2 separate regions of the Mus musculus genome follow, and region 1 is linked to region 2. A link is a loop called in an ENCODE intact Hi-C map of the cell type or tissue named here. Cell type or tissue: heart. All regions are shown on one strand. Each heading gives the region's core, and the rest is flanking DNA. Links, peaks and the distances in the headings are about the cores only.

Region 1 (10,390 bases), core at 712-8,711, 100 kb after region 2:
GCGCAGGCCTCCGATAGCTTTTATTTTGTCTTTTTCTTTGATTTGACAGCTGTAAAGTGCTAAAGTCCTATCAATGCCATAGACTCGTAGCCCTAAGCTTCTACCAGGAAGTTGTATGTAAGTTGATGCCCTCACACGTGGCCTTTCTCAGTTTCTCAGGGACAGGCTTCGTATTGTCAGCTGAAAATCTCCAGGAGACTGAGCTGCACAAATGGGAAGGCGCAGCAGCAATCCCCAAGTCCCCCGAGCCTCTTTCACGTTCACAGGATTCAGAAAGTGGATATATAAATGTGACTTCTCTAAAAGAGACACACAACACACAAGGGGACCAAAAGCCAGAACTATGACCTCACTGGTAGCTACAAGACTATTCATGCCTACTAACTCAGAGCCTGGATACAAAGGTGCAAACCGAGCAGGAGCAGTCTCACAGAACACCCTGGACATCAACAAGGATTCCTCAAAATCGCTTATTAAACAGCCATTAAAATTTTTCAAAGATGTAATTGTTTGATATACCTATTGATAATGAGGTTTTCAATTCTTTTTTTTTTCTGTCTATTAGTGGTTTGTCTCTGTGTGTGTGTCCATATACTCTGTGCATATGCCAGAAAGAGGGCATTGGCTCTCCTGAGTCTAGAGTAGCAGACAGCTGTGTCATGTGGGTGCTAGAAATGGAACCCCAGTCCTCTGTTGAACCATCTCCCCAGCCCTAAGAAGATTTTTATTTTATGTACATTGGTGTTTTGCCTGCATGTGTCTGTGTGAGGGTATCAGATCCCCTGGAACTGGAGTTACAGGCAGTTGTGAGCTGCCATGTGGGTGCTGAGCATCAAACCTGGGTCCTTTGAAAGAACAGTCAGTGCTCTTAACTGCTGAGCCATCTCTCCAGGCCTGAAGAGTTTTTTTTTTTTAAATAACGTTAGTAATACTCCACCAGAGAAGATTTATGTTTAGTAAGCACAGAATAAAAAAAAGCATTGGTCGTGGTGTGGAGGGAATTGGCCAGTGGTGAATAAATAGAAAGGTTTACTTAGTGCCATGCAAGGGGTAGTGGGTGCAATAAGGGACACTTGCAACCTTCTCGCGCATTGTCAGTGCAACTCACTGCGCTTTGCACTTAGTGTCCTTATTCAAGTATGTGTTCATTGGAGGACTCAACAAAAGCTTTATGTGTAGTGCTGTTATGTGTTTCAGATCCCCCTAGAACTTGAATGACAGATGGTTGAGACAAATGGATGCAGGGAATTGAACCTGGGTCCTCTGGGGAAACAGTCTGCAACTCTTTACTGCCAAGAAATCTCACCAGCCCCTCATTTGGGAACTTTCGAGATAACATCTCATGTTATCTCAGGGTCAGCCTACCCTCAAACTTGATGGGCTAGATGACCTTGAACTCCTGACCTTCCTACTTCCACTTCCCAAATACTGCGATTACAAGCATCTTCTACCACACCCTGCTAATGTATGTATTTTGATTTGAATTTTCCATTACATCTTTGAGAACTTCCTCCAGATCCACCCCCACTGCCCTACCTACCCAACTTGGTGTTCTGTCTCTCTCCTTTCTAAAGCTCACCAAAACCAATTTGTGATGCCCAAATATGCTTGGCTGTGTGGGCTTCCAATGAAGCAGGTGCTACACTAAAGCAATCTGATTCCCCCTCTTCCAGCAGCTATCAAGTGCCAATAGCTCCTTGAAGTATTTGTATCCTATTATACTTTTTTTTTCAAGGCCAGATTTCTGTGTATAGCCCTGGCTGTCCTGGAACTTGCTCTTGTGGATCAACTCAGAGATCTGCCTGTCTCTGCCCCCAGAGTTCTGGTATTATAGACATGTCCCACTACTGACTGGCAATAAAACATTCATTTAAATACATTTTTGAGGGCGAATGTTCATGTAGAAGTGAGGTTTGGCATTGAATACCTTTCTCAAATTCTGTAGTTTTAGTATTAATATTCATTTCTGTAAATGCACATGTGTGGATATGTACATCTGTACAGGCACTAAGGCCAGAAAAGGACACTGAATGGCTTCCTCTGTCATCTACCACCTATTATGTTGAAGCAGAGTCTCTCCCTCAACCTGGGCTTCCAGTTTTCTCCAAGAGGTTGGAAGCCAGTAAGCCCCAGTGAACATCCACCCTCCTCGAAGCTGGGCATGCAGGCATGTGGAGGGTACCCAGTTTGACACATGGGTGTTGGAACACTCTAGTCCTCCTGAGCCATCTCTCCAGCCCCAGTTCCAAAAGAATATAGCAATCCATGTATGTAATTTCAGCACTTGGGAGGCTGAGATAGGAAGTTGGAAGAGTTCAAAGCCAACCCATGATACACAGCAAGACTGTCTTAAAATTAAAAAAAAAAGTGAAAAAATGTTTCAAAAAAGACCTTAAGCTGGGCAGTGGTGGTGCATGCCTTTAATCCCAGCACTTGGGAGGCAGAGGTAGGCAGATTTCTGAGTTCGAGGACAGCCTGGTCTACAGAGTGAGTTCCAGGACAGCCAGGGCAATACAGAGAAACCCTGTCTCAAAAAACCAAAAGCAAAAACAAAACAAAACAAAAACCAAAAAACCTTAAAGGGTGTAACAACCAGGGCTGGAGAGATGGCTCAGTGGGTAAGAGCACTGACTGCTCTTCCGAAGGTCCTGAGATCAAATCCCAGCAACCACGCCCTCTTCTGGGGTGTCTGAAGACAAGTATAGTGTACTTACATATAAGTATCTTTGGGCCGGAGCAAGCATGAGAGAAGGAAAAGAGGGGGGGGGGGTAGCAACTGAATGCCCTCCAAAACAGAGGCAGAAGGGTACTTGGTAAAAGTGGTATAAGAGAAGCCAGCCTTTACTTCCTGGTCTTTGCTACCAGCAGTGGCAAACAGCATTTTAAATAGGCAAAGCCCCATACGATTTACTAGCCTAGAGACCCATCCCATGGGCAAACAACAATCCCTGAGACTGTTGTGCTTGCAGACAGGAACCTCGCATGGCTGTCCTGAGAGACTCCACCCAGGAGCTGACTCAGGGATGCAGAGACCACAGCCAAACATCCGATGGAGCTTGAGGACTCCTGAGGGCCTCCGAGGGGATTGGAACTCCACAGGAAAACCAAGAGTCAACTATGACCCTTGGGGCTCTCAGAGACTGAACCACCAACCAAAGAGCATAGACAGGCGGGACCTAGCCCCCTCCCACACACACACGGTCTTTCATGTGGGTCCCGAACAACTGGAGTAGGGGCTATCCCAAAAGCTGTTGCCCTGCTGTGGAATTCGTTTCTTCTGCTTGTCTGGACTCAGTGGGAGAGGATGAGGCCAGCCCTGCAGAGACTTGATGTGCTAAGGTGGAGGGAAAACCAGAGGGGGTCTCTACCCTCTCAGAGGAGAAGAGAAGGAGGGGGTGGGGAAACCGGGAGAGGCGGCAGCACTGGGGATGTAAATGTGAATTAAAAAATAAAAAATTTTACAATCATAAGAAAATAAATAAAATTACATTTCCAGCACCCGACTGAGCCAGGCTACAGTAACAAACCATTTTAAAATATGGAAGGTGACTCAGGGATCCTCGGCTCATGAGCTGTGACAGGGGACACCAAGTGTGACTGCTCAGGACATGCTGTCTGCAGAAGATTCATTTCTATTGCACTAATACAGTCATGCAAGTGGGGAGCCCACAGACTTTGACAAAGATGCCTGCGTTTCCTCCCCTCAGCTCCGACCAGCTCAGCCAAACAGTACCATTCCCAACAACCTCAGCGCGCGCCACACTTCCGGGGCGGGGCGCAATCGCGGTCCGTTTCCACTGCGTCTGCGCTCCGGATGAAGTTCGCGGGACCTGCCACCGGAAGCCGGGTTTCTACTTCCGGGTCAAAGCCATGGCGGTGGCAAATTCAAGTCCAGTCAATCCAGTGGTCTTCTTCGATGTCAGCATTGGCGGCCAGGTGAGGTGCGGGCGACCTAGCGGCCCGTGCGGGCTGGTTGGCCTCGGGTAAGGGAGGCAGCCCCTTATAGCCCTCCCGAGACCGGCTGGGCCAGGCGGCGGAGGGAGGTGGGAGCTTTCGAGCTTCGTGGACAGCGGTCGTGAGCTGAGTGTTGCGTCTCCCGTTTCTTCTGCAGGAAGTTGGTCGCATGAAAATCGAGCTCTTTGCAGACGTGGTGCCTAAGACGGCAGAGAACTTTAGGTAAGGATATGCTCCAAGTGAACCAGAGCTGAGCCCGAAGCCGGCCTCCAGTCGGTCTTTGCCATGTCTGCCTCTGTCCATCTATTCATTGCCTTGCAGCTCTGTGGTCTGGGTATTTCACTGGCCAAACAGCTACCGGCTGTGACTGATCCCATATCAACTTCTATCACTAGTCTACCTGCCCTGACATCCGCCCGATCAGTTAGTTGGCGGACATACTGGCCCCAGTGTTTGAACTCTCCTCTCCAGAGATTAGAGGTGCTTCAAGCAGTGATCGTACGAAGGCTAAATCGTTTGCTCTCTCTTTCCCTTTAGGCAATTCTGCACCGGAGAGTTCAGGTCAGTCTCAGATGTGTTTGATTTCTCTGCCTACTCCTGAAGGGGTGCCCTGGATGTTTGGTGAGGGTATTGGAGAACCATGAACAGGTCTTAAGTAATGGAAGATGATATGCAGAGAGAGGGTGACACCTTGAATGGGTTCTTTCTCTCTCTTTTTCCCCCTCCAGATCTTAGTGAGAGCCCTTTTAGCCTCTGGTGTAGCCTAAATGGGAAAGGCCCACCATTGTGTTTCCCCATTCCAAGTCTCTTCCTTCTTTGTTTACAGAAAAGATGGCGTTCCGATAGGATACAAAGGAAGCACCTTCCACAGGTAAGGGAGGTTTTTGGAAAACTGGAAATGCAGTCATTGCTTGGTATCTGTACAGGCAGTCCTGCACACCTGAGTTCAAACTCTGTGAGGCTTACGGCTGTTGTTTTAAATGGCATGTTCGCGGCTGAGGCTGTAGCTCGGTGGTAGAGAATTGGCCCAGCATTCATAAGGCCCTGGATTTGGTACTGAACACCATGAAGCCTATGCACAGCGCCTTAAGTCATCCCTGACTTGGTGGAATGCTGTATTGCAGAAACGATGCCAAGGAAAGCATGCTGTACCCTTTCAGTACCTGTTCAGTACAGGTGCGTGGCCACGTGCTCCCAGAGGTCTAAGCTCAGATCCTTAGGCTGCCACAGCAAGCACTTCACCCACTGACCCATCTCCCTGGCGCCAGTCAGGACTTCAGCAGAGGCTTTGCTAGTTACCGTTGCTAGGCAGTCATCTGTAGGAGCCTGGCTTTCATGATATATTTACTTATTTTTTGTTAGAGTTTGACAGAAGTTGCTCTATTCTAATCCTGAAAATGTCCATGTCTCCCACATAAGGGCTTTAAAGCTACAGTCTGTAACCCTCCCTAGCATTCTTGTGAAGTAGTATGTGTTTTCCGAGTTCTTCAAGGAAGGCTAAGCAAAGCGAAGGGCCATAGCTGGTGTACTAGCTAACACCATCAAGTCTCTGTGTGTGCAGTAGTCCATTCACCTAGATTTGCTGTTGTTCTTTTCCCCCAAATTGCAATAAGCCCTGGACATGATTTTTTCCTTTGGTGACTGTTGGTGATTCTAGCCTGGTTTCAGCCCCTTCCTGATGTTCAGGTGCGAACTCACGCATCTAAGATCAACTGAGTTAAGACTGTACTTGCTCGCCCTTTTCTAAGCTTCAGTGATTAATCCACTGAATCTTTTCTCAGGATTTTTTTTTTAACTGTTTCAGGGTCATAAAGGATTTCATGATTCAGGGTGGAGATTTTGTTAATGTAAGTACTGCTTCTTTTCTTTGTTATTTTTTTCTGGCAGGGCCCTAGTCTTGAGACTTAAGAGCAATAGCTAAGTTAAGTGGAGAGGGCATGGGATGTACTGTAGAGTTGCTGGCTACCACTGACTGTGTCCTTAGAACACATAACAATACTCTACTGAACCATAAACTTCCACTTTCCAAACCCTAGCTGTTTGTAACTAGAAACTGGGCTTTGCTGGCATACCTATAGGTGATCTGAGACGGTCCACATTCATTGTTCACAGAAAACTTTGAAATTGACTGCAATTTTTCCCTCAAAAGGAAGGGAGCTGACTGCTTTTGTCTCCCATTTTTCCTTCCACATCTGCACATCTTCTGTCACTGTCTAAAAACTCTAGTTTTTTGTTGGATTGCTCTGGGGGGGGTTAGGGGCCGGTCTTTCTTTCTCTTTTCCTTTTGAAAGCTAAGGTATTAATCACAAGCTGGTTAGCAAGCAAGGGATCAGATCAGGAGAGACAGGAAGTTTAAAGGGTGTTCGCTTGCTTGCTGAGGTAGCCCAGCAGATCCATTCTTCACAAAAAGACCATGACTGTTGGTGTCTCCATCCTTCCTTGGAGTGTGTCCAATAAGCTAGAATATCTCTTTCTTAAACCAGCTCTTTCCTTACCCATCCACCTCTGTGCATGCTGTCTCCTTGCTGTTAGCATTGTTTATGTGGGTGTGTTACTAAGTCCTTTTGTCTGAGAGATGGTCTTACTCCATCAGTTGTAAATTTAGTTAGATTTTTGTGAGTCTTTAGAGGTCTTCCTCCTACACAGGGTTGCAATGGCAGGCTTTAGGCTGAATCCTGCTTCCACTTAGGCTGCATTTTAACTATGTGATACTACTGGGAAATCTGGGGGACTGGAGAGATCGCTCAGCAGTTACACTGTTGACTCTTCAGAAGACCCAGGTTTGATTCCCAGCATCTACATAGCCATCTGTAACTCCAGCTCCATGAATCTGAAAAACAAATATGGGAGGGTTTGGGGGCAGAAAGCGAAGGGGCAGTGATGTGATTATAATCCCCAAAAACCTAAAATAAAATTTTAAATAATAATAAATGAATTTTAAAAAGGGAAAAAAGAGCTGGGCTTAAAGTGCAACAGTGTTTCTCCACACATCCAGTGTGTGTGTGTGTGTGTGTGTGGTGTGTGCGTGCACACATGTGCTCAAGAGCATGCAGGTGTACAAGCCCATGGATGTTGGGGCCAGAGGCAGACATGTGGTGTGCTCTGTCAGTCACTACCTTACTACCTGGAGACAAGGTTTCACTAGATGAGAAGCTGCTTGGTTCAGCTAGGGCAGCTGGCTGGCTAGCTCCCCTTAGCACTGCACCATTCTCCCTGGCCTTCCAGGGTGTGCAGCACTCCCGGCCTCTGATATGTCTCTTTTCTACTCAGGGCGATGGCACTGGAGTCGCCAGTATTTACCGGGGTCCATTTGCGGATGAAAATTTTAAACTTAGACACTCTGCTCCAGGCCTGCTTTCCATGGTAAGTGAGGTTCGGTTAAGATTTGGGGTTAGATCAATGGCTGGTTTCTGGTGCTTTGTTGAGGCTTAGGTCTGTCTCTTGGAATCAGGCCTCACCTGCACCTAGCCCTCCTCCTTCCTTAGTGTGCTTTGATTCTGTTGGGCAGGTGCAAGCAGCTGTGGAAAACACTGAGCTCTGACTTGGGCCTTTGTTTGCACCAAGACTGGCTTTAGCCTCAGTGGTGTGCAGGCTTCCAAGGCTGGTATTCACCTTCGTGTGGCCCTGGTAGCCGTGATTCACTCACCACCATCGTGACCACACACGTGCTTTCTCCCTCTCCAAGCTCATCCTTTCTATCCCCACATCTTGATATCTCTTCCCCACTCCTGGCCCTGCTCAGACTCCCTCATACCTTCATCCAGCTCACCTCTGCTCATTGCTTGCCCACTTCACCTTGCTCACTCTCCTCCCTCTTTTTCCCTTACTCACTCCTCTTGCCCCCACTTCCCATCCCTGCTTTACCCATCCTGCTATCAATGTCCCAATCCTTACCTCCTGGGTCCCAGTATTTACGTGGATATTCTCTCTCCTGCTCACCTACTCTGCACTCATCTTCTCAGGCATCTAGGAGCTGAAAGATTCCATCACAGCTGCTCCATGCCAGGCCTCAGGGCAAAGCATAAGACATAAACATGATCCCCACCATTGTGACATGTAGTGTCTAACAACAAACGCACATGCAGGTGACCAGCCCCGTATAAAATAGTTCACACCATCAGTGCAGTAAGTGAGGGCACCTCGGGGTACATGAAAGGGCCCTAATGGCCTAGAGAAAGCCTTCCAAGAGGAGAAAGATATGAGTCTTTAAGTAGTTCTGTAGCCGACTCCCTAAGAGGAGAGTGTTTCGGGTCTATTGGATAGACTGCAAAAATCCCAGCCCACACAGAAACACAGTGATAATAGTCAGGGATGGGACAGGTGGGGTTTGCTTGACTCTATTCTGTTTGTGTAGTGCTGGAGGTTGAGCCCAAGGTCTCATGCATGATAGGCTATGTCCTGCCCAGCCCTTTGCAACTCTTTATTCTTTTTGTTTTGAGACAGGATCTAACCGCGTAACTCTGACTGGCATGAAACTTGGTATATAGACAAGGCTGGCTTCAAACTCAAATAGATCTACTTGCCTCTATGTCCCAAGGGCCACCACACCCAGCTTATTTGTTATTATTGTGAGTTTATGCGAATGCATTATGTTGAGGGTGTGTATTTCCAGTGTGTGAGTATGTGGAGGTCAGAGGACAAGTTTTGGAAGTCAGTTCTCTCCTCTCTCCTTTACCTGGATTCTAGGGGTTAAGCTCAGGTTGTCAACTCTTTTACCCTCTGACCCTCTGGCCAGCCTCTCAGCCCTCTTTCTGCTTTTTTCATTTGAGTCAGGATCCTACTTCATTGCTTAAGGTGGCTTTGAAGTCATTCTGTATCCCAGGGAGATCCTGAGCTCAACAGTCCTCAGCCTCAGCCACCAAAGGAGCTGGGTTTACAGGCCTGCACCAGCGTCATCTGTGGCATGGTTGTCTTGGCTTCCTTCACCTTGTGAGTTCTTCAAAGGCAGGGATCTCAAGGCCCTGTCACCTGCCACAGAAAGACGCAAAGGAGTGACAGAACAGTTACGAGAACGACGGCTAAGAGCGATTGGGTGCTTACAGCACCTTCCCTGTCTTAATTCATTTTAATGAGACAATGAGCAAACAGGCCCAGGCAGGTTGTATCCCATAGCCACTGGTGGGGTTCTGGGTTCAGTCTGTGTCATCTACTGCAGGGCTAGTCCCTGAACATGAGTTACACCACCAGAAAGGAAGAATAAAGATGTGTCCACGGGAGGACACGGAGGGAGGGTCCCTGAGCCACACAGATGTTTTGTACAACTGTTACTGTGTCTGTTTGCAGCAGAGTAGAGGTAGATGGAATGTGCGTCCTGCAAATTGTGCCCATTCCCGAGCAGTAGACTACTCTAGCTGGCTGGTGGTGGACAGGAGGGAGTTCTTCCTTTCATGCATGAGATGCTCAGGAAAATATGTGCAAATATCACAGCTTTCTTTTGAGACATGATCTCACTGTGTAGCCCTGATTGACCGGGAAGCTCCATAGATCAAACTGGCTTCCCTCTGCCTCCATCCTCCTGCTTCTGTCTCCTGAATGGTTAGATTATTAGTATGTATGAGGACCCAAGTTCAATTCCCAGCATGGTTAAAGAAAAGAAAGATCAAAGTGATTCCCAAAGTGTAATACACAATCCCAGGTTAGAGGTGACCCCAGACATCCACTGCTTCATGCGTAAACATAGAACTGGCCATTTCAGAGTCATTAGTAGTGGTGTTGTGTAAAATCTGTCCCATCAATACCCCACCCCCCAAGCTGCCATTGACGTCTCCACAGTAGTGGTCTATGAAACCAGGATGGCCTTGAACTTGTGGCTCTCTTCCCTCTGTCTCACAATTTTGGGGTTATAGTCATGGGCGCCTATGCCCAGCTTTGTATGTCTTTGAGTGATAGCACTTTCATTTTTCTATTTCTTGTCTCCCTTCCCCCCACCCCCAAAATCTTGGTGTAGTTACATGGACACTGTTGTAAGGCAGCACTGCAGGAGCTCAATATAGGTTTGAGACATGAAAGTGGATTTAGCAACAGGCAGTTATGATTACAGCCTGCTTTTTTATACTATGTCATTGAGTACATTAGTGTAAAGTTTATTTTGAAACTGGCCATGGTGCATATGCCTGATCTCTGTGCTTGCAAGGCTGAGGCAAAAGGATCTTGAGTTGAGGACAGTTCTGTCTCAGGACTGGGCATATGGTCAGTGCCACAAAACAGGAAGACAACGCTGTTGTGGTAGCTCATTCTCTGAAACTCAGGAGGCTGGTCTCTACAAGTTTGATGGTTTGATGCCAGCCTGGGCTACAGAAATGAGACCCTATTTGTTGGGAGGGGTGGGGGGCAAAACAAAATGAGCCTGCCTCTGAACAGAGTTTCTAGGAAAGAAAGAGGAAGAGATGTGGCTACAAAGTTTCAGACTCTCAGCAGGCCTGGGGTGAGGCTCAGT
Region 2 (10,390 bases), core at 1,603-9,602:
TGGTTTTTCTGCATCTAGTAAGACTGTGTGTGTGTTTTATTCTGCTAGTATGGTGTTTTATATTGACAGATATATGTATATTCAACCTATCTTGAACTCCTAAAATAAATCCCAATTGCCTATGATGTCGAATCCTTCATATTTGCTGACAGGTTTAGTTTGCTAAAATTTTGAGAACTTTTGCATCTGTATTCATTGGGGATACTATTCTGTAATTTTGTGATATTTTATTTGGTTTTATTCCTGGCACAATATGGGTCTTATAGAATATAGAATATTATGAGTTATTTGTTCCTCTTTTTAACAAATTAAAGAATCTGTGTTCATTTTCCTTTAAAGGTGAAAGAATACACCAGCCTGTGTTATCTGGCTTTGGTTTTCCATCACTTGTTATGGATCCAGTCGGACATTGCTTCTTATGTCTGTTTGGTGCTTCTTAGGGATGGGTCTGTTTTTCATCTGGGTTATCTGATTTCTTGATATACAGTGTTCAGAGTGTTCTCTTATAATTTCCCTTATTTCTGCAAGGCCGGCAATAATGGTATCAACTTCAGTTTTGATTTCAGTAATTTGAATCTTCTTTTTCTGGCCCCTCTAGGTAAAGTTCATTAGCTTTGTGATTTTTTTTTTTTTCAAGAAAGTGATGTTCACTTATCCTTTCTATAGTTTTTCCTACTCTCCTTTTTATTCCCCTCTGCTCCTTCTCCTAGCATGTCTGATCTAATGCAGAGCCATGCATGAATGGGTTAATGAATACATTTTTTTTGTTTGTTCTTTAGATGGAATACTAAGTTACTGATCTGAGGTCTTTTCTACTGTGTACATTAACAGCTGTAAATTCATAGGAACTACAAAATCAATGATACCCTATAAGTATGGGTATATGTTGTTGTTTCCTTTTCATTTATCTCAAAGCATTTTTCAGTCTCCCTTTGGCCCACTGGATTTTAAAGAGTGTTATTTTTGACCTGATTGTAAACTTACCAAACTTCCTTCTGTTACTGGTTATGATTTCATTGCACCATAACAGAACCTACCTTCTGTGATTTTATTCCTTCCATATTTATGACCTAACATTGCACTGGAGAAGATGCACGTTCTGTTATTAGGGTGTTCCACAGACTTGGTTGGACCTAGTTAATTTACAGAGTTGCCCTAGTCTTACACTTCCTTAAGGAATATCTGCCTAGTTGTTCTATTCACTCCTGGACGTGGGCTATTAAAGCTTCCCACTGCTGTTACTGCCTGGACCATTCCCTGCTTCGACCCTGTCAGTTCAGCTCTGTGTACTCTGAGGCTCTGGTTGAGGGTATGCAATCATTGGCTTTTGCATTTCTACTGCTAAGGAGACATTTTCACCTACGCATCTATTATACATTATACATATTTCAAAACAGGTAACTATAATCTAGGGGAAAGGTGGCCAGTGTGTTTCTGTTTTTCTTCCGGACAACAACTACTGTGTGTTTCCGGAGCTCCAAGGTCTCAGGTGCAATAACTCAAGCCTCTGGATGCAGCACAAAAGCAGCCATGGGAACTACATGGCTGCAGCCACCACTCTCTCTTCCTCCTCCTCCAGATAACAGGAACACAGCCAAGGATTTAATTTACAAACTATACTACTACCAGAGAAGCGATAGAAAGCATTTTAAGGATTTTGTTGTTTTGTTTAATGGTGGGGGTATCTTAGAGAATTACTGAAAACAGAGTAACAAAAACACTTCACTGGGATTCAGAAGCAGTCACATTCCACAGCAGAGGGACAGACAGGCTGAGTCACTGGGAACGGTGGAAAAGGTAATAAATAATGTATCCAACTTCCTGACCTTTGTTCCACTGACAGTAACTGACATAGCTTGCCTTTTTAAATAAACAGCTTTCTTCATACATTTCTGGGTGCCATCAATATTGAGCTGTCTCACCCATACATTCACCCCAGGCCAGGATATAAAGGAGGAGCTGGGAGCACAGTTAAGCTGTTTATGAGGCCGACATGTTTTATTCAAGCATCATCAGGGTTTATTAACCTCCATCTGGATGCCCTTATGCAAGGCATCCATTCTACCATCCACTAAAGCTTCTCTTTCTTCTTCCTTCCTTCCTTCTTCCTTTCATTTCCTCCCTCCCTTTCTCCTTCCTTCCCTTTCTTTCTGAAACTATTCACGCTGTAGCCCAGGCTTGCCTTGAACTATTAGCCCAGGCCATCCCTGAATTTACAGTGATCTTCCTGCCTTTGCCTCCCATGTGCTAGAATTGCAAGCATGAACCACCACACCCAGTTTCCTACTGCTTCTTATCATCAAATACCACTTGACATTTTCTCCCTGCTGGCCAGCGAAGGCCTTTAAGTTTGTATCACAAACATTCAATTAAAGGGAAAATATCACAAATTACTGTTATCTATATGCTATGATCTACTGTACTATAAACCAAGAGCTCTCTGATATACTACTAATGTTTCTATATGTACTTTCATAAAATTATCCTTCTTAACAATGTTTTATTCCAGGCCAGCAAGATTTCTTCCCAGCAAGTCTTATGATCTGGGCTCGAACCTGCATGCTGAAGCAGAGAACTGTAGAGGGAATCTTTTGTGCAATGTGTGAAATCTTCAATAAAAGGCTTTTGGCCTATGAGCTGAGGCAGGAAATAGGGAGGTAAAAGTTCTGATACAGATAGAGGATTTTTGGGATAGTCAGGAGCGAGAAGGAGATTCGCCCAGGAATGCTGATGGAGACAGAAGCATCAAACTGAAGAAGAGGTAACTTGCCATGTGGCACTCATAGGATGAATGAATAGGATTTTTGGGATACATGATGGTTGGGGAACAAAGCTAAAGATAATTCAGTCTGAGTCGCTATTTCTGGGAACAAAAAGGTGGTAAAGCCTGGGCTACAGAGAACTCACTCCTGAAAGCTGTCCTTTGATCTGTGCTCTCTCTCTCTCTCTCTCTCTCTCTCTCTCTCTCTCTCACACACACCAATACAATTAAATAAATAAATGTCCTGTTTTTAAAAGATCTATCACCTTGGAACATATTCACAATTCATAGTTTATACCATAAATATACAGAAGAAAATAGAAGAAATTCCACAAAAATGTCAGGCTGTTTTACTGAGCACTGGGATGCTGAACTCCAGCCCATGCTCACTTGCCAAGAATGAGGACGGCTGTATCACGTAGGACATGGAGGAAGGGCACCTGGAACAGTCTGAGAAGGGGAGGATCCTGTGATCTAACGAGAAGGCAGGGTCTGCCTTCCCCTGTCCCACACTGCTGCTGCCTGCCATCGTGACCCTCCCCTGTCCCACACTGCTGCTGCCTGCAGGAAGAAATGCATCTTACAAATACATATTATTTATGCAGTATAAATGCAGGTTGTGAGTTATTCACCGAATCCCTGTGTGGAAATCACTGGCTGGGACTCACGCAGCTTTCTTTCCCATTTAGGTTTCAGCCAAGGTCTTTCACTCTTTAACCAAACCAGTGCTGTATGGCTGGAACGGCCCACCCTTCTTCTGTGTCTTCACATAGCAAGCCCGTACTGGCCTCTCAATACTCAAATCTTATTTCAAAGAAACCTTTTTTAGATACTGCCCCAGTCACCATGTTACCCTCCTCAGAAGTCTCAGGGCTCAGGAGTGACAGAACTTAGCATGTAAAATGAAAAATAAGGCTTTAAAAAAACCACACACACACACAAGTCATTTGGCTATGAGTTAAGTTTGGAAGGTCAGTATCCTAGTTTTGTGAGGCCCAAAATAGAGTCTAGGGCAGGGGATGTGACTTAGTTGGTAGTTTGTCTAGTATGCACGGTGCCTTGAGTTCTCTCTCTAGTACTACACAAACCAGGCATGGCAACACATACTTGCAACTCCGGCCCTTGAGGGGTGTGGGTACGATGTTCAAAAGTTCAATTCTTAGCTTACATAGTGAGTTTGAGACCAACTACATGAAACTCTCTTATAAAAAAGGATGGGGATGGTGTTAATGCGAATACATTTAAACCCCTCGCATCTTGAATTACTACCTCTCCTACATTCAAACTCCCTTAGCTGTGCACTGGCCAATAGTCTTTCTTCTAGTCCTGAAGAACACGTCTTCCCTACTTAAGAACCCTACCTGTGCCTTTGTAGGGCAAGAACACCGGCTCTTTAGCTCCTTAACTTCAGACCAATCGTCTACTCTGAGAGAAGCTGTCTGCCCAATTTCTCCTCCCATTTCCTTTGACTTGCCATTTCTCCCTGAAATTATCATTTGTCTACTTCTCTGTCTTCAGAGTTCTCCTTGAGCTTTGAGAGGAGAGATCTACAGAAATGGCCCCATTATGTTCAGCACCAGGAAGGGTTTGCAACACAGTAACAGTAGGAGCCCCGCAAAACATCAGGCAAAAAACCCAGCAGAGCCGGAGAAGACGCAGAGGAAGCCACAGAAGTCTTAGACACGCGTCTTCAAGCCTGCTCTGGACTTGTGGGGTCCCTGGCAGGAAAGGCCACAAAGGACAGACACACGAGGCCAGACCCGTGTTGGGAGACAGGGAGGGAGCAGAGGCACCAGGCACCATGTTCCAGGGCCTACCAGTAATAAGTGACTGTACAGGCCGTGCACATCCGCTCGGCCGGGGCTTCGCACACCTCACAGGAGAGCCGGCGCCCCTTGGGCACCGCCAGCGGGTAGATCACGTTCATGGTGCGGCCGGCGGCGTCGGTCTCCAGGACGGTTGCCTGGCTAGCATCCGCAAGGCTGAGGTGTCACGTGACAACCACGGGCCAGCCCGGACGTCGGGATTTCAAGGGCAAGGGGGAGGGGCGGGACTGACTGCGACAATTGGGGAGGGGAGAGCACAAACTCTAAATCTCAAAGGTTAAATAGCCAGAACTTGACTGCCATGTAGCCCGAGCCTGGGGAGAACTATACGGTGGCCGGTATAGGTCAAAAACAACCATTTCGTTTTCCAAACTAGGAAATCCACAGGAAGCATAATTTTTCTGGATTTTCTAGATACGTTCTTCCTCTAGACGCTTCCCGACGGGCTTTCCCAGAACAGGCAAGCATTTCGAGCCTTAGCGAGATCAGGACCTACTGGCGGACATAGGAAAGGGAATGACCATAGTCACTATTTGCGGCTGCGCGCAGCCCAGGTATCCGGAAGGGGGCGTGGCGCCAGCGGCCCGGCGTGCCCGGGCGCTGTGGTTCTACCGTGGGGTGACTACAGTGCAGATGGCGGAAATGGACCTGGTGGCTGAGTTGCCGCGTCCTGCGGGTGCTGCGCGCTGGGCCGAGGTTATGGCTCGCTTTGCGGCCAGGCTGGGCGAGCAGGGCCGGCGGGTGGTGCTGATCACATCTGGAGGCACCAAGGTCCCCCTGGAAGCGCGAGCCGTGCGCTTTCTGGACAACTTCAGTAGCGGGCGACGCGGAGCCGCGTCGGCGGAGGTCTTCCTGGCTGCCGGCTATGGAGTCCTGTTCTTGTACCGAGCGCGCTCGGCCTTCCCCTATGCCCACCGCTTCCCGCCCCAGGCCTGGCTGTCAGCCCTTCGGCCTTCTGGCCCAGCCCAGTCGGGCAAGCTGAGTCTGGAGGCCGAAGAGAATGCGCTCCCGGGCTTTGCTGCAGCATTGCAGAGCTACCAAGAGGCAGCCGCTGCCGGCACCTTTCTGGCTGTAGAGTTTACCACTTTGGCGGATTATCTGCATCTGCTGCAGGCTGCTGCCCTGGCTCTCAGTCCATTAGGTGAATGTTCCAAGGAAATCCAAAGGTTTTCCTGGCTGTAGAGCCGTTCTCCCTAGCCTCTTTTCCCTATTGCTTGCTGCCTACCCCACAGCCAAGGAACCCGAGTTAAAGAAAAGATTCCATGCCCTTCCCCGATTTCTTATACTCCGTTTATCTTCACAGGCTCTTCTGCGATGTTTTACCTGGCCGCGGCAGTGTCAGATTTCTATATTCCTGTCTCCGAAATGCCTGAACACAAGATCCACTCATCTGGTGGCCCACTGCAGGTGATGGGCTCTTCTCTTCCAGAGATCTGACCCCCTCTAACCAATCTTGGGTTACTTTCCTCTTGATCTGGATGGCCTTTCAGCCTTCTGTATGAGCTAGGCACTGGGAATACAGAGATGAATAAGACACTGCCCTCAAGGATCTCACAGTCTAGCGAGGGCCTGGACACCAGCCATAATCACAGATCAGAATGATAAATGCTGTAGTGGAGGTATGTACAAAGTGCAGTCAGATCCCCGGGGTAGTGAGACGGGGGTGTCAGGGTGATGGAGATGACTCATCAAAAGATGGACAGAGGGCCTGATCAAGTGGGGAAGGTTATTCTAAGTGGAGTTACAAGTTGGAGTTTGCAACTGGGTAATGTTCTGTGAACCAAAGTGCTTTGGTAAGGCTGAAGAGGCATCTTGCCTCTTGGTATACACAACCTTTGTATTCCTTAAGACCCTTGAACTTTATCCTGTGGAGCCTGGAGACACAAAGGTGGAAGGAAAGACAAGACGTTGTTTGGATGCAGCAGCATCTTCCCTTTCATTGCAGCCCTCCAGGGACAGATGGGCTCTTCATTTCAAGGCTAGCCTGGTCTACCTAGTGAATTACAGGCCAGCCAGAGCTGCACAGTGAGAGAGTAAATAAATCTCAAAGTAAATAAATAAAAGTAAAAAGTTTTGTTTGTACAGAATATCCTAGTATTTTGGAACTAGGAAGCAGAGGGATAAGTGGGGGTTATTGTCCTTTCAGGAAGAAGAAGGGGAGGATAGTGTCACCTTAGTGTCACCGCTGAAAATTGAAGGTGATTTGGTGTCTTGGAACATGAGGGAAATCATAGACATTTGTTGGCTGATATAAGTAGTGTTTATTGATGAAATTGTCTGAGGGGCGCCTTGGGGATAGTTAAGTTACACATTTCAGAGTACCTACTGTGTGCCAAGTGTTATTGTGGAAGAGAAGTACACTGGCAGTTGCTGGCATTGCTTTCAGTCTGCAGGGGAATCCCTGATGCACACAGGTGGTAAATGCCAAGAAGAGAGATCAAGTGGGAGCTTGTGTGGGATTCCTGGCACACTTGCAGGCAGAACTCATACTCTTTAAAAATCCTGGGATCTCCAGTTTATCCTTTTTTTTTTCTTTCTACCTTAAAAATATCCAGAATGAACTAGGCAGTGGTGGCACACACATTTAATCCCAGCACTTGGGAGGCAGAGGCAGGCAGATTTCTGAGTTCGAGGTCAGCCTGGTCTACGGAGTGAGTTCCAGGACAGCCAGGGCTAAACAGAGAAACCCTGTCTCAAAAAAAAAAAACCAAAACCAAAAACAAAAAAATCCAGAACAACTTAGTATTCCCCTTTGGTTGTATAAGGTTTAGGAAACAGGGCAGGGACTTTAATCAAGTGAAGACCAAGTCAGTCATGTCTCAGTACTCTGTTGTGATTATTGTATTAATACTTTTAGTTAACAAATGAAAAAAAAAAAACCTCCAAGTACAAATCAAATCAGTAGCCACGCCCACCAGCACGACATTTTAGACTTGAGAGATTTAAAACCCAATATATTGGAATCCTGCCAAAGTAACTTTTTTTTTTCCCCTGAGACAGGGTTTCTCTGTAGCCCAGGCTGTCCTGGAACTCACTTTGTAGACCAGGCTGGCCTCGAACTCAGAAATCCGCCTGACTCTGCCTCCCAAATGCTGGGATTAAAGGTGTGCGCCATCACGCCCGGCTCAAAGTAACATTTTTATGAACAGATTATAGTTATCTTCAGATTTTCTTTAAAAAATAAAAGAGATGAGTATGATTAAAATACAATCTATAAAATCCTCAAAGACTTAAAAATATTTAAATGAGTTAAAAGGAAGTTCCAGGCTTGGTGGCAGCTCACACCTCTAACCCCAGCCCTCTGGAGACTGGCGGGAAGATCAGCATTTGAAGCCAACCTGGCCCATATACCAACCTCTAGGTTAGCCGGGGCTGCATAGTGAAACACTGTCTTTGAAAATAGTAAAATAAAGGGGAACGTTTGAGAAATTGTAATGAAAATGGCAGGCCAGGACTGGTTCAGAAAACATACTTTGCAGCAAAGTAGATGATGGGCTCTGAATTCAGGCTTCAATATGAACCTAAACGAATCTACAGAACCCAGTCTTTGGCATTTGGTGTGCTGCAAGAAGTTTCCAAACTGTAAGAAAGCCCACCTAACCTTAGTCAAAAGTCGGTCCTTGGTTGCTTGGATCCCTGGTAGGGACTGACCAGTGTTAACTAACTGAACTTGGCTTGCTTTTTCGGATACAGATAACAATGAAGATGGTGCCAAAGATGCTTTCCCCTCTGGTCAAAGACTGGGCTCCTAAAGCGTTTGTAGTTTCCTTTAAGCTGGAGACAGACCCGGACATCATAATCAGTCGGGCTCGGAATGCTTTGGAAGTTTACCAGCATCAGGTGGTGGTGGCCAACATCCTGGAGTCAATAAAGTCCTTTGTGATTATTGTAACCAAAGACTCGGAGACAGAGTTACTGCTGTCCGAGGAGGAGGTGGCAAAAGGCTTGGTGATAGAAGAGAAGATAGTAGATGACCTTCGGTCTCGACACACAGCTTTTATATGTGACAAAAACTGAAGGAAATGCTCCTCTAGGATCAAACACCAGAGCTCTTACCACTGATAGGAACTAAGATTGATCCTCTGTTAAGGATCAACACAGTGAAGAGATAGTAAACGCGGTGTGCAGGCAAGTGCCTGCTGGGACTTCAGTTCTGAGAGTGAAACACTGGACGCTCTCCTGGATCTGGAAAGTGAACAAGAGTTCACAAAGAGGACTGTGGGATTGCGTGGCCTGCAGAGCAGATGAGCCAGGAGCCGCTGCGTGTTGGCCTACTGTAAGGTCATGGTGCGTGAATGGTCATGCTCTGAAGAAGTGTTTATCAAGTGCCTACCATGTGCCAGGGCCTTTGTGAGCTGTGAGGGTCTGAAAGATGAATGAGCACGTCTCATTTGGGAACTGGATGTACAAAAATTTATGTGCAATAAAGTATGTGCCCACAAAGGGACACTTGGAAAGGGCGGGTTTCTGGTTTTTTGTTATTGTTTTTTTTTTCTTTTACAATTTAGTTATTTTATGTGTTTGAGTGTTTCTGCTTGCATGTATGTTTATACACCATGGGTCTGCGGTACCTTTGGAGGCTAGAAGAAGGAATCAGAGCCTCTGGAACTTGTGAGCCTCCATGTAGGTTCTGGGAATCAAACCTGGGTCTTTTAAGAAGAAAGACGTTTTTACTAAAACAGGAGTAATGCAGATAAGGTAGATCACAGACCTCCCTACATCTACTTTTTGCCTCTTGGCCTAGATTTATTCCATATTTAGGTAATACTTTTCAAATATTTTAAGGCTGTTCTTCGGATAGATAACCAGCCTTCCACTTGGACCCTGGCAGGAGTTAAATGATTGCTTCTGCCCTGAGGGAACTGTTACCCTGTGATAAAGTGTGGTGTTTAGATAGCCAGCTGGGCATTCTACTAGATTCATGAATGAGGCCCTTGACTTAATCTTAGTTTATGTATCTACAGTGTAGGGATAAAAATAGAGCATTGGTCTCATGTCTGGCACTTTACACTCAGTACGCTGGTGCAATTACCGTTTTTCTCAGAATCAGGCCAAAACATTTGATCACTGAGTCCCTGAGAAACTCACTATCCCTAAGAAGTTCTCACTATCCTGTTTTAGAGTACGAGTGAATACCTAGTGCAGAAAAATCTCCAGTAAGTGAGACGTAGGGTAGTCCTAAATACAGTTGTGTGTGTGTGTGTGTGTCTGTGGTGGTGGTGGGGGGGTGCTGTTATTATGTAGAAGTCAGTGTTCTACATAAATTTCAGTTAGGGACTAATGGTGAAATTCAGTAGTTGAGCACTTGGCTAGCATGTGCAGGCCTTGGGTCAAAACCTGGCTTACAGTACAACTGGCCATGGAGTTGGAAAGGTACCCTGACAGTACAGAGTTTCAGTTATGACATAAACAGAAGTGGCAAGCAAGATAAGTAGAAACAATGAAGTTTGGAATTGTGGCCTCCAGCACAAGACGGTTTATTGCTGCAGCCAGGAGTGAAACCATCTCTTGGAGCACACAGTTGTCATGAACTTTAGGTCTAGTTGGCAAAACTTCCAGAAAACAACAGGCTTCGCCACTGGAACAGTGCTGTAAAAGATGACTTTCCTCTCTACAGGCACAGCCTTGGGTGCTGACTCATCTGCTAGAACTAGGTGATTTTGATGATAATATTCATGAGAGCCCACTTAAGATCGTTTTATTAAAGCCCCAAACAATCTCTAACTTGTCTTATGGACTCACCAGAGACTTCTCCCTTCGGTTTATGGTCTGTTCTGAGAGCTTCAAAACACCCAGGTAGGAG

What was found. Hi-C counts contacts between places; a loop is a spot of excess contacts. Peaks named below come from ENCODE experiments on the same cell type or tissue, not always from the same donor. Only the 100,000 strongest peaks of a DNase experiment are listed, where the experiment ranks them.
Region 1: a loop joins it to region 2, with 4 times the contacts of the local background. A loop is called at or near these places in 3 of 42 quality-filtered maps.

The regions. Positions count from the first base shown.
Region 1 is chr4:119,313,955-119,324,344 of GRCm38, reverse strand. Ppih (peptidyl prolyl isomerase H) reads left to right here and starts at 3,822. Exons shown (of 10, transcript NM_028677.4): 1 at 3,822-3,936; 2 at 4,112-4,176; 3 at 4,492-4,515; 4 at 4,781-4,825; 5 at 5,759-5,801; 6 at 7,225-7,317. The coding sequence starts at 3,871. It overlaps Ccdc30 (coiled-coil domain containing 30), which reads left to right. Exons shown (of 15, transcript NM_029286.2): 15 at 152-1,452. The coding sequence ends at 347. In heart, for the core only: a CTCF peak has its summit at 3,747; a DNase peak (open chromatin) is centred at 3,764; H3K4me3 peaks cover 2,260 bases; H3K27ac peaks cover 1,632 bases; H3K27me3 peaks cover 1,364 bases.
Region 2 is chr4:119,417,184-119,427,573 of GRCm38, reverse strand. It overlaps Ppcs (phosphopantothenoylcysteine synthetase), which reads left to right and starts at 5,154. Exons shown (of 3, transcript NM_026494.4): 1 at 5,154-5,728; 2 at 5,891-5,994; 3 at 8,281-9,047. The coding sequence starts at 5,221. The coding sequence ends at 8,604. Zmynd12 (zinc finger, MYND domain containing 12) reads right to left here and starts at 4,890. Exons shown (of 8, transcript NM_001014900.2): 1 at 4,579-4,890. The coding sequence starts at 4,688. In heart, for the core only: a CTCF peak has its summit at 5,145 (motif pointing right); DNase peaks (open chromatin) are centred at 4,783 and 5,163; H3K4me3 peaks cover 2,451 bases; H3K27ac peaks cover 1,684 bases.